Linked DNA regions of Homo sapiens: region 2 is linked to region 1. The links are chromatin contacts, found by Hi-C or POLR2A ChIA-PET in ENCODE. All regions are on one chromosome and are shown on one strand. Each heading gives the region's core, a stretch centred on a gene start or an enhancer-like site at or near the end of the contact. The rest is flanking DNA. Distances are from core to core; before and after follow the strand shown. Region 1 holds the start of CHMP3 (charged multivesicular body protein 3). Region 2 overlaps RNF103-CHMP3 (RNF103-CHMP3 readthrough).

Evidence for each region. Hi-C counts contacts between places; a loop is a spot of excess contacts on that map. ChIA-PET counts read pairs that join two places held with the same protein, here RNA polymerase II (POLR2A). Pooled maps may share reads with other maps.
Region 2: a loop to region 1 is called in a map of Caco-2, with 2.6 times the contacts of the local background. The contact joins the enhancer-like site here to the promoter of CHMP3 in region 1. A Hi-C loop is called at or near these places in 1 of 168 maps with a recorded cell type or tissue (Caco-2) and 3 of 50 pooled maps. POLR2A ChIA-PET finds 5 or more read pairs at or near these places in 2 of 52 experiments (activated CD4-positive, alpha-beta T cell and naive thymus-derived CD4-positive, alpha-beta T cell).

The regions. Positions count from the first base shown.
Region 1 is chr2:86,560,756-86,565,431 of GRCh38, reverse strand. CHMP3 (charged multivesicular body protein 3) reads left to right here and starts at 1,989. Exons shown (of 6, transcript NM_016079.4): 1 at 1,989-2,128. The coding sequence starts at 2,084. The region is part of intron 3 of RNF103-CHMP3 (RNF103-CHMP3 readthrough); the gene reads left to right. It overlaps CHMP3-AS1 (CHMP3 and RNF103 antisense RNA 1), which reads right to left and starts at 3,362. Exons shown (of 6, transcript NR_183901.1): 1 at 3,185-3,362; 2 at 2,512-2,586; 3 at 2,033-2,164; 4 at 1,650-1,744; 5 at 1,292-1,455. RefSeq lists enhancers at 1,614-1,673, 1,832-2,126, 2,284-2,383, 2,394-2,563.
Region 2 is chr2:86,674,191-86,678,358 of GRCh38, reverse strand. All of the region lies in intron 2 of RNF103-CHMP3 (RNF103-CHMP3 readthrough), which reads left to right. Among named protein-coding and RNA genes, the nearest start is that of RMND5A, 44 kb to the left of the region's middle. Within about 2 kb of position 2,563, at least 4 of the 41 ENCODE cell types and tissues checked have a DNase peak (open chromatin) inside an H3K27ac peak, as active enhancers do.

The DNA of each region.
Region 1 (4,676 bases), core at 740-3,239:
TTGCTATGGACTGCCATAGGTATTGACACTGATGAAAGTCTACATAAAATGTGTTTAAAAGGAAATTGTAGGACAACGTATATAACATAATATCAATTAAATAAAAATAGGGCTGGGAGAGGTGGCTCAATGTATATAATATAATCTCAACTAAGTAAAAATAGGCCCGGGCAAGGTGGCTAACACCTGTAATCCCAACACTTTGAGAGGCTGAGGTGGGAGGATCGCTTGAGCCCAGGAGTTTGAGACCCGCCTGGGCAACATGGCTAACCCTTGTCTCTACAGAAAAATTAAAAACACAGTGGGCGTGGTGGCTGACACCCAGCTACTCAGGAGGCTAAGGTGGGAGGATCACTTGAATCTGGGAGGTAGAGGCTGCAGTGAGGCAAGATCCTGCCACTGCACTCCAGCCTGGGTGACAAAGTGATACCCGGTCTCAAAAACAAATACATAAATAAAAATAAAAGTATATTTTCCAAAGGAAAAGGTTTCAGAAGATTCACACTATATTTAATAGTTGGTGTGAATCCTTTGAGACCTTTTCCCCTGAGGAAGTGAGAATGAGGGTTTAACTTTTCACAATGAACAGGCAGTGCTTTTTTAAAAACAACTTTATTGAAGTATGATTGGACATAAAATAAATCGCACATACTTAGTGTCCAACCTGGTAAGTTTTGATATTGTATACATCTGTGAAACCATCATCACAATCAAGATATTATCCATCATCCCCCTAAACTTCGTGTCTCTTTGTAATCCCTCTTTTCTGCCTCTTTCTGACCCCACTCCTATCCGCTAGCAACCGCCCATGTACTCTCTGTCACTATGTATTAGTTTGCATTTTCCAGAATGTTATGTAAATGGAATCATACGGTTCTGGCTTCTTTCACTTGGCAGAATTATTTTGAGATTCATCCATGCTGTTGCATTTATCAATAGTTTACTTTTTTATTGCTCAGTACTATTCCTTCGTATGGATCAATCACGACTGGTTTATCCATTCACTTGTTGATAGACATTTGGATTGTTTCCAGTTTATGGCTATTACAAATAGAGCTGCTATGAACATTTGTGTACAAGTCTTTGTAAGAACATATGCTTTTTTCCCTCTTGGGTAAATAGCTAGGAATGGAAGGCTGGCTTTGTTTAGCATTTTAAGAAATTGTCAAAATGTTTTCAAAGCTGCCGAACCATTTTATGATTCCACCAGAGACAGGAGTATGGGGCTGAGGTAACAAATGGTCCCCTTCACCATCCTCGGATGAGTTAATGACAGTAACCATCAGCTCACCGTATAGGCCTAATCAGGAACTGTCCGTGCTAAAATGTGTCTAGTTCTCTTTAGTCAGATTCCTTTGAGAGTGTGATTAAGCTCACGGTCAGTGTGGCGTGTAGGACGGGACACACATGGACAAATGCTAGGCAGGAATCGCCCACGCTGGAAAGGGCGATGGCCTGAAAAAAAACGACCGCAGTTGGGATGGAAAGGGGAGGGTTGAAGTTCAGACATATTGAAGTTAGAATGGTTGGGACTTGGTAAGAGGGGAGAGAGGACGATGCCTAGGGTTTAGTGACCAGGTGATGGTGGTGCAAGCAGAGGGGAGGAGTGGGTTGGCGGGAGGAAAAAGAGGTTATTTTTGGTTTGTCACCTGTGAGTTGCCTACTGGACACAAAGATGAAGCTGTCGGGAAAGTGATGCTAAGTGTACACGTCTGCGTGGAGATCCAGACTTCTGGTGCAACATCTAGGTTTAGGTGAAGTATTAGAAGCAGTTGTAGCCAACAAATTCGTATCTTTCAGAGCAATCATTTCTACACCTTACGAAAAGCACCGAATCCGTGGTCTCCCCCACACAGACATGACCAGAACATGTGCGATGACGTCAGCCTTTTTGACTAGTCTCCCACTCACTCGATTCTGCGCAGGCGTATGGCGCATGCGCAACATCCCCTAGTGCCGCCGCTCCCTACTCTGGGGGTTGGGACTACCTCCTTTTCCGCGGGCCCCGCCCAGGCGGCTGCCCGTGACCTGCCTGGGCGCGGGGAACTGAAAGCCGGAAGGGGCAAGACGGGTTCAGTTCGTCATGGGGCTGTTTGGAAAGACCCAGGAGAAGCCGCCCAAAGAACTGGTAAGGGCTACGGCGGCGGCAGATAAGCGGGTGGATCTGTGTGGGGCGTAGTGAAGTTGGTAAATGACAGGACACTCTTCTCCCCACCGCCTGCCCGATACCGCCCGGCCCCCATTTCCGGGGACTCCCACTCGACAGGGGGGCCGGAGGAAGAGTCTTTAGGAGTCGGCTGTGGGACGCGAGAGCTCCTGGTGCCATGGCTCTCGAACAGGTAGCCGAGGGTGGATGAAGAGTTTCTCCACCTCGCCACTGAGCGCGTAGGCAGCGACACCGTCCTGGCCTCGGAAACCTCTTCCCCCTGCGCGCGTTGGTACGACCCGCCCGGAACCTTTTCCCAGCGTAGGCCCCACCCCTCCAGCCCGGCTGCGGACCACCCGGAGAACCTTCTCCTGCCCGAAGCGTTGTTTGGAGCGGGCCGGGTCGCGTCTGCCGGAGGAGCCGTCTGTTCTCCGTCCTCCCTGTTGTGTTGAAAAAGAGGCTCAGTTTCCTCTTTCCCCAGCCCTTGTGTTGACCCTAGGCACATACCGTAGCGGGGCAGGGACTCGACCCAGAAGAATGTTACAGAAGATAGCTCTGGACCCGGCTTCGAACTCTCGTTACCTATTAATTGAGATAATATTGGGAGGCAAACAGTTGAAAATGCCCTGCAGTCAGTCAACCTAAGTTTGAATCCTGCCTTCCCACATCTCAGCTCTGTGATCTCTGGAAAGTTCACTTCTCAGTGCCTTCTCGACTGTGAAGCCAGAATAATAGTAGTGTCACCTCAGAGTAATTGAAGATTCAGGGATGTAAAGTTTTCATATTGGTAGTTAGGGCTAATTCTTTAAATACGGCACAGCTTTGCTACTCAAATGCCAACCAGCAGCATCAACATCACCTGGGAGCTTGTTAAATCTCGGACACCACTCCAGACCCACTGAGTCAGATTTTGAATTCTGACAAGCTCCCTAATGATTAGTGTGCACATCAGTGCTTTGAGAAGCACTGCTCTGCAACACCTAGGCTTGTCCATAATGGAAAAAAAAAATCCTGAAATCCTTTAATAAATGATCTTACCTGTTCAGCTCTAGCAGGCACATTTTAAAAACTAATCTTATGCATCTTGCAATTCCTGGCACATAATGTGCGTTAATGTAAATTTGTTGTTGTTGTTGTTAAAGGCCCTAGAACAGTAGACACTCATTATTTTCGTCAGGAAACTTACTCAGTTTTGCTCCTTGGTAAAATAAAAATTGTGGCGCTTAAATGAAATAACGGTATAACATCACTTTGGAAACTATAGAACATTATATAGATGCACATTTTGTGACATCTGTATATTCTAAGATTCTTGTTATTGTAGAAGTGTGGTAGGGAGAGATTATTTGTTGTCTTCAGTGTTTGGCCTTGGCATTGCCATTCGTAAATTGAGATAAGATTATGGAGAAGCAAAAAAGATGCTGGGGAAATGGTTGCTTTATTGTTTAAACTAGTCTCTAGTATATGTACTACTATACTACTCTAGTATATTGTACACTTAGATTGTTTTTAAATGATAAATTGCTAAGAACACGATATTGGTACACTCTTCAGTAGGGTAATCTACCTGAGAAAGCTGATTGACACTGGAAAATGGCAGGGTTGATGCATGAGATTGGTTTTTAAAACTATGCTTGCCAGAGCCGAACAGGTAAGATCATTTATTGAATAAAAAATTTTAGTTGTTTTTCCCCCCATTATGGACAAGTCTGGGTATTGTAGAGCAGTGCTTCTCAAGCATTAGTGTGCACACTAATCATTAGGGATCTTGTCAGAATTCAAAATCTGATTCAGTAGGTCTTGGATAGGGTCTGAGATTTCTAATAAGCTCCCAGGTGATGTTGATGCTGCTGGTCTACACTTGAGTAGCAAGATTGTAGAGTGAATTAAGATTAGCCCTAACTACCACCACCTTTAGCTAACATATTGAACCAGGCATTGTGTTAAGCACTCTGCAATGTTATGAGGTAGGAACTGTTATTGTCTCCACTTTACAGGTGGCAACTGAGGCATACAGTATTTAGGTAATTTGCCCAAGGTCATACAGTTTGTGAATTACAGCACCAGAGGTTATGTATTCTAAGGCCTATACTTAGAATTATCATGCCATTTATACTACCTCCCAAAGAGGGATTATAAAGGTGAAATAAGAAGCCAAAGAACTTAACTTCTAGCAAGTAAGATAAACATTTTAAGAGCTGGTTTGGATAGGGCACCTGATATGGTTTGGATCTGTGTCCCCGCCAAATCTCATGTCAAATTGTCATCCCCAGTGTTGGAGGTGGGACCTAGTATGAGGTGATTGGATCATGGGAGCAGATTTCCCATGAGTGGTTTAGCACTATCACCTTTGGTACTGTCCTTGAGATAGTGAGTTCTCATGAGATCTGGTTGTTTAAAAGTGTGTAGCACCTTCTCCCTCATTCTCTCTTGCTCCTGCCATGTAAGATGCCTATTTCTTTGCCTTCCCCCATGATTGGAAGCTTCCTGAGGCCTCCCCAAAAGCAGAAGCTGCTGTGCTTCCCGTACA
Region 2 (4,168 bases), core at 1,314-3,813, 110 kb before region 1:
TATTGTCTCTTCCTGCTCCCCAACCTCACTTCTTATTTTAGTCCATGCCTGTATCACCACCCTATCACCACCGTAGTTACCCAGCAGAAACCCTTAGTTACTGCCTCCTGCCTTCTCATCTCCCAAGTCCCATCAGATACTAGTTCTGTTGCCACTACATTAGCTAAGGCCCAGCTTATCTCTCATCTGTGCTATTGCCTAGCCTTCTGCCTAGGAATCTTCCTCCTTCAGGCTTTTCCTCAAATCATCTATTCTCCTTCCCACTGCCAGAGTTATTTCCCTAAAATGCAAATTTGAGAAATTCCCTCTCTTGCTTCAAATCCTTCAGTGACTCCCCTCTGTCCATGCTGCAAAGTCCAAGTTCCTCAGCATGGCTCACAAAGCCTTTATCATCTGCTCCCCACCCACTCATTCAAACTAGTCCCTGGTCCCTCCTCTGCTACACTCCAACACTAATTGAGGATATTAATAATGAATCACCTCTAAGGCACCAACACACATCTATTGAGCTATTAAAATAATTGAAAAAAGTTTTTAAAAACATTGTTTAATAACATCAAAAGAAAAACTACACATATGCCCGTCAAATGAAGAATGGGTAAAGAAAAGGTGGCATCCTCACTTAGTGGAGTAACACTTAGTAATGAAAAGAATGACCCACTGCCATATGCAACAACCAGATGGATGGATTTCACAGATATAGTGATGAGCAAAAGAAGGCAGGCATGCAAGAGTACACAAGAGTATGGTTCCATTTATGTGAAGTTCAAGATTAGGCAAAATTAATCTATGGTTGTGGAAGTCAGAATGTGGTTACTTCTGCAGCTGGTATTGACTAGGAAGGGGCACAAGAGAAACTTCTGGAGAGCTGGAAATGTTTTGAATCTTCATATGGGTGGTGATTACACAGAGCCTGTATATTTATCTATCTATCCATCTCTATCTGTAGATATTAATCAAGCCATATAATTAAGATTTGTATGCTTTGCCACATATATGTTACACCCTGTTTTAGTCCGTTTGAGTTGCTATAACAAAATGCCATAAACTAGGTGGATTATAAACAATAGGAATTTATTTCTCATAATTCTGGAGGCTGGGAAGTCCAAGATCAAGGCACTGGCAGAGTCAGTGTCTGGTGGGGGCCTGCTTTCTCAGGGTTAACGATCTTCTGGCTGTAACCTCACATGGCAGAAATAGCAAGGGGTATCTCTCTGGCCACTTTCATCAGGACACTAATCCCATTCACAAGGCTCTAACCTCATGACCTAATCATCTCTCAAAGGCCCCCACCTCCTATACCATCATTTTGGGGATTACGATTTCAATATACAGATTTTGGGGGGACACAAACTTTCAGATCATAGCACATCTCAATTTAAAAATTGCTAAATTAGGCAGGGCGTGGTGGCTCACGCCTGTAATCCCAGAACTTTGGGAGGCTGAGGCAGGCAGATCATGAGGTCAGGAGATTGAGAACATCCTGGCTAGCATGGTGAAACCCTGTTTCTACTAACAATACAAAAAATTAGCCGAGCGTGGTGGCGCACGCCTGTAATCCCAGCTACTTGGGAGGCTGAGGCAGAAGAATTGCTTGAACCCGGGAGGCAGAGGTTGCAGTGAGCTGAGATCATGCCATTGCACTCCAGCTTGGGCAACAAGAGCAAAACTCCATCCCCCTCGGTAAAAAAATATTGCTAAATTAAAAAAAATTGCTGAGGGGGCACAGGGAGACAGGTACACAGCTGGCTGCCCTATAAATTGATAAAAATCTTTTGGAAAGCAGTCAAGTAATATGTAAAGAGAGTTAACACTTGGCATTCTTTCCTCTACTAATTCACTTTTGGTAAGAAATTTTTCTAAGAAATCAACAGGAAAGAATTTACAAACCATTTGTACAAATACGTTTAGAACAATATTATCCATAAAAATGAAAAACTCTATATAAACCAAAAGTCCAATTATTGCGAAAAGTTTAAGTAAAGTATGGTAAGATAATATAATAGAACTGTGTATGGTCTTTTTAAATTATCTTACAACTTATTCAATACATGAAAAATTATATAAAAATTAATGTTGATTCCAAAATCAGAATGCAAATATCAGATACCAAATTATATCAGTTATCTATTATTATGTACAAACTACCTAAAAGTTAATGACTTAAAACAAGAACCATTTTATTTACCCACAATTCTGTGGGTCAGCAATTTGGGCTGGGCTCAGCTAAATGGTCTCTTGGTTGGCCTGGTCTGGGTTTACTCTTGTGACTATAGTCATCTAGTAGCTCAACTCAAGTTGGATGGTATAAAAAGGCCTTGCTCACATGTCTGGTGTTTGAAAGTGGGCCTTTCTGTCTCCACATGGTCTGTCATAGCAAGGAGGCTATTCCAAGCTCCTTCACATGACGACAGCAGCATTGCAGGAGGGCAAGAGCAGAAACTACAATCTGTTGGGCAAAGCCGTTCATAAGACCAACAGAGATTCAAGAGGAGACGCAATCAACTTCACCTCTAGGTGGCATGCCTCATACTACCACCTGTATTATCTTTACAAAACAGACCTGTCCAGGTAACCTGATGAGGAAATTAAGTACCATGTGTCTTCTAGGTTGCAGACAGAAAGGAAACTCTGCCTCCTTTCCCATCCTTGGCAGCCAGGGCTCTGTGTGCTAATAGGTTGGGCACCAAGTCTGAGCCCTTGGAGAGACAGCAGGAGAGGCTGAGGGTTGAGGCTGAGGTGAAGCTAGGGTGAAGGGGGATAAGAAAAGGGATGGGAGGAATATGTGGTCATTAAACAGTCTACACACCAATGATTCACAGCCAATCTTAAAGTGAAGATGTACATCATATATGTTTACACTGATAAGGATTGGAGAAACATCCAAAAAAGCTGTAGCAGGTTGTTTTATAGGTATGAATTTTTTCCTCATAAAATTGTCAGTTTAAAAAAAGCCCTAAGGGAAAAAAACCTCGCATGCCTAAATATATTCATTTGACTACACTAAATGGGACACAGAAGAATATTTTATGTACAAGCAGTACTCATAAAAGATACCAGATGAGCAAGTCCAGAGCCTCAGATTCTATATTTAACAACAAAGCAGACAATGGCAAGGACCAGATCGGCTTTCTTGGAAGCTTTGCACAAAGATTTTCCAAAAGATTTTTCATGGGTTGTTATAGAAGAAAATGCTACATACCTGCTTATAAGCAAAGGTTTTTTTTTATTTCCCCTAGACTTCTGAGTAGCATTACCCTATGCCACCGAAACAGCTCTCTCCACACTACATTATTTTAGTTTTCTTCCACTCAGTGAACATTTGTCCTCACATTCTTATTTCTTTCTTTCTTTTCTTTTTTTTTTTTTTTTGAGACAAAGTCTCGCTGTAGTCCCCCAGGCTGGAGTGCAATGGCACGATCTCAGCTCACTGCATCCTCCGCCTCCTGGGTTCAAGCAATTCTCCTGCCTCAGCCTCCCAAGTAGCTGGGATTACAGGCACCTGCCACCACGCCCGGCTAATTTTTGTATTTGTAGTAGCGACAGGGTTTCACCATGTTGGTCAGGCTGGTCTCGAACTCCTGACATCAGGTGATCCACCTGCCTCGGCCTCCCAAAGTGTTGGGATTACAGGCGTGAGCCACTGTGCCTGGCCTCACATTCTTATTTCTAGAAAACCTTTGTACTTCATATCTGAACTCATTTGATGCCCATTATTGTATTTCTTTTACCATTTTGATTTGATTTCTTCTTGCCTAGATAGATGCCTAGGACTTGTCCTAGATATATGGATATACAGCTCCTAAAACCTAATGTGGCTAAAACTGAATTCCTTTCCTCCCACAAGCTGTTGCTGCTCTCCATCTGCTTCTGGTAATAGCACCCTCATCATTCCAACCACATCCCAGGGTCAAAACTCTGGAACTTTGTTCCTTCTCACTTTCCTGCTAACATCCAGTTGGCTTTCTCAGCCAACTGAATCAACTCCTGGAAAGTCTCTCTGGTTGCTTCCATTCTAATCCCCAAAGGGCCCCAATTCAGCCTTCATCAGCTTGTCTGATTATAACTGCCCTTCTCTCTCTCTCTGTGGTTCTTTTTCATGCCTCATAGTGCCACCTGTGTTATCTTTACAAAACAGACCTGTCCCGGTAACCTGATGAGGAAATTA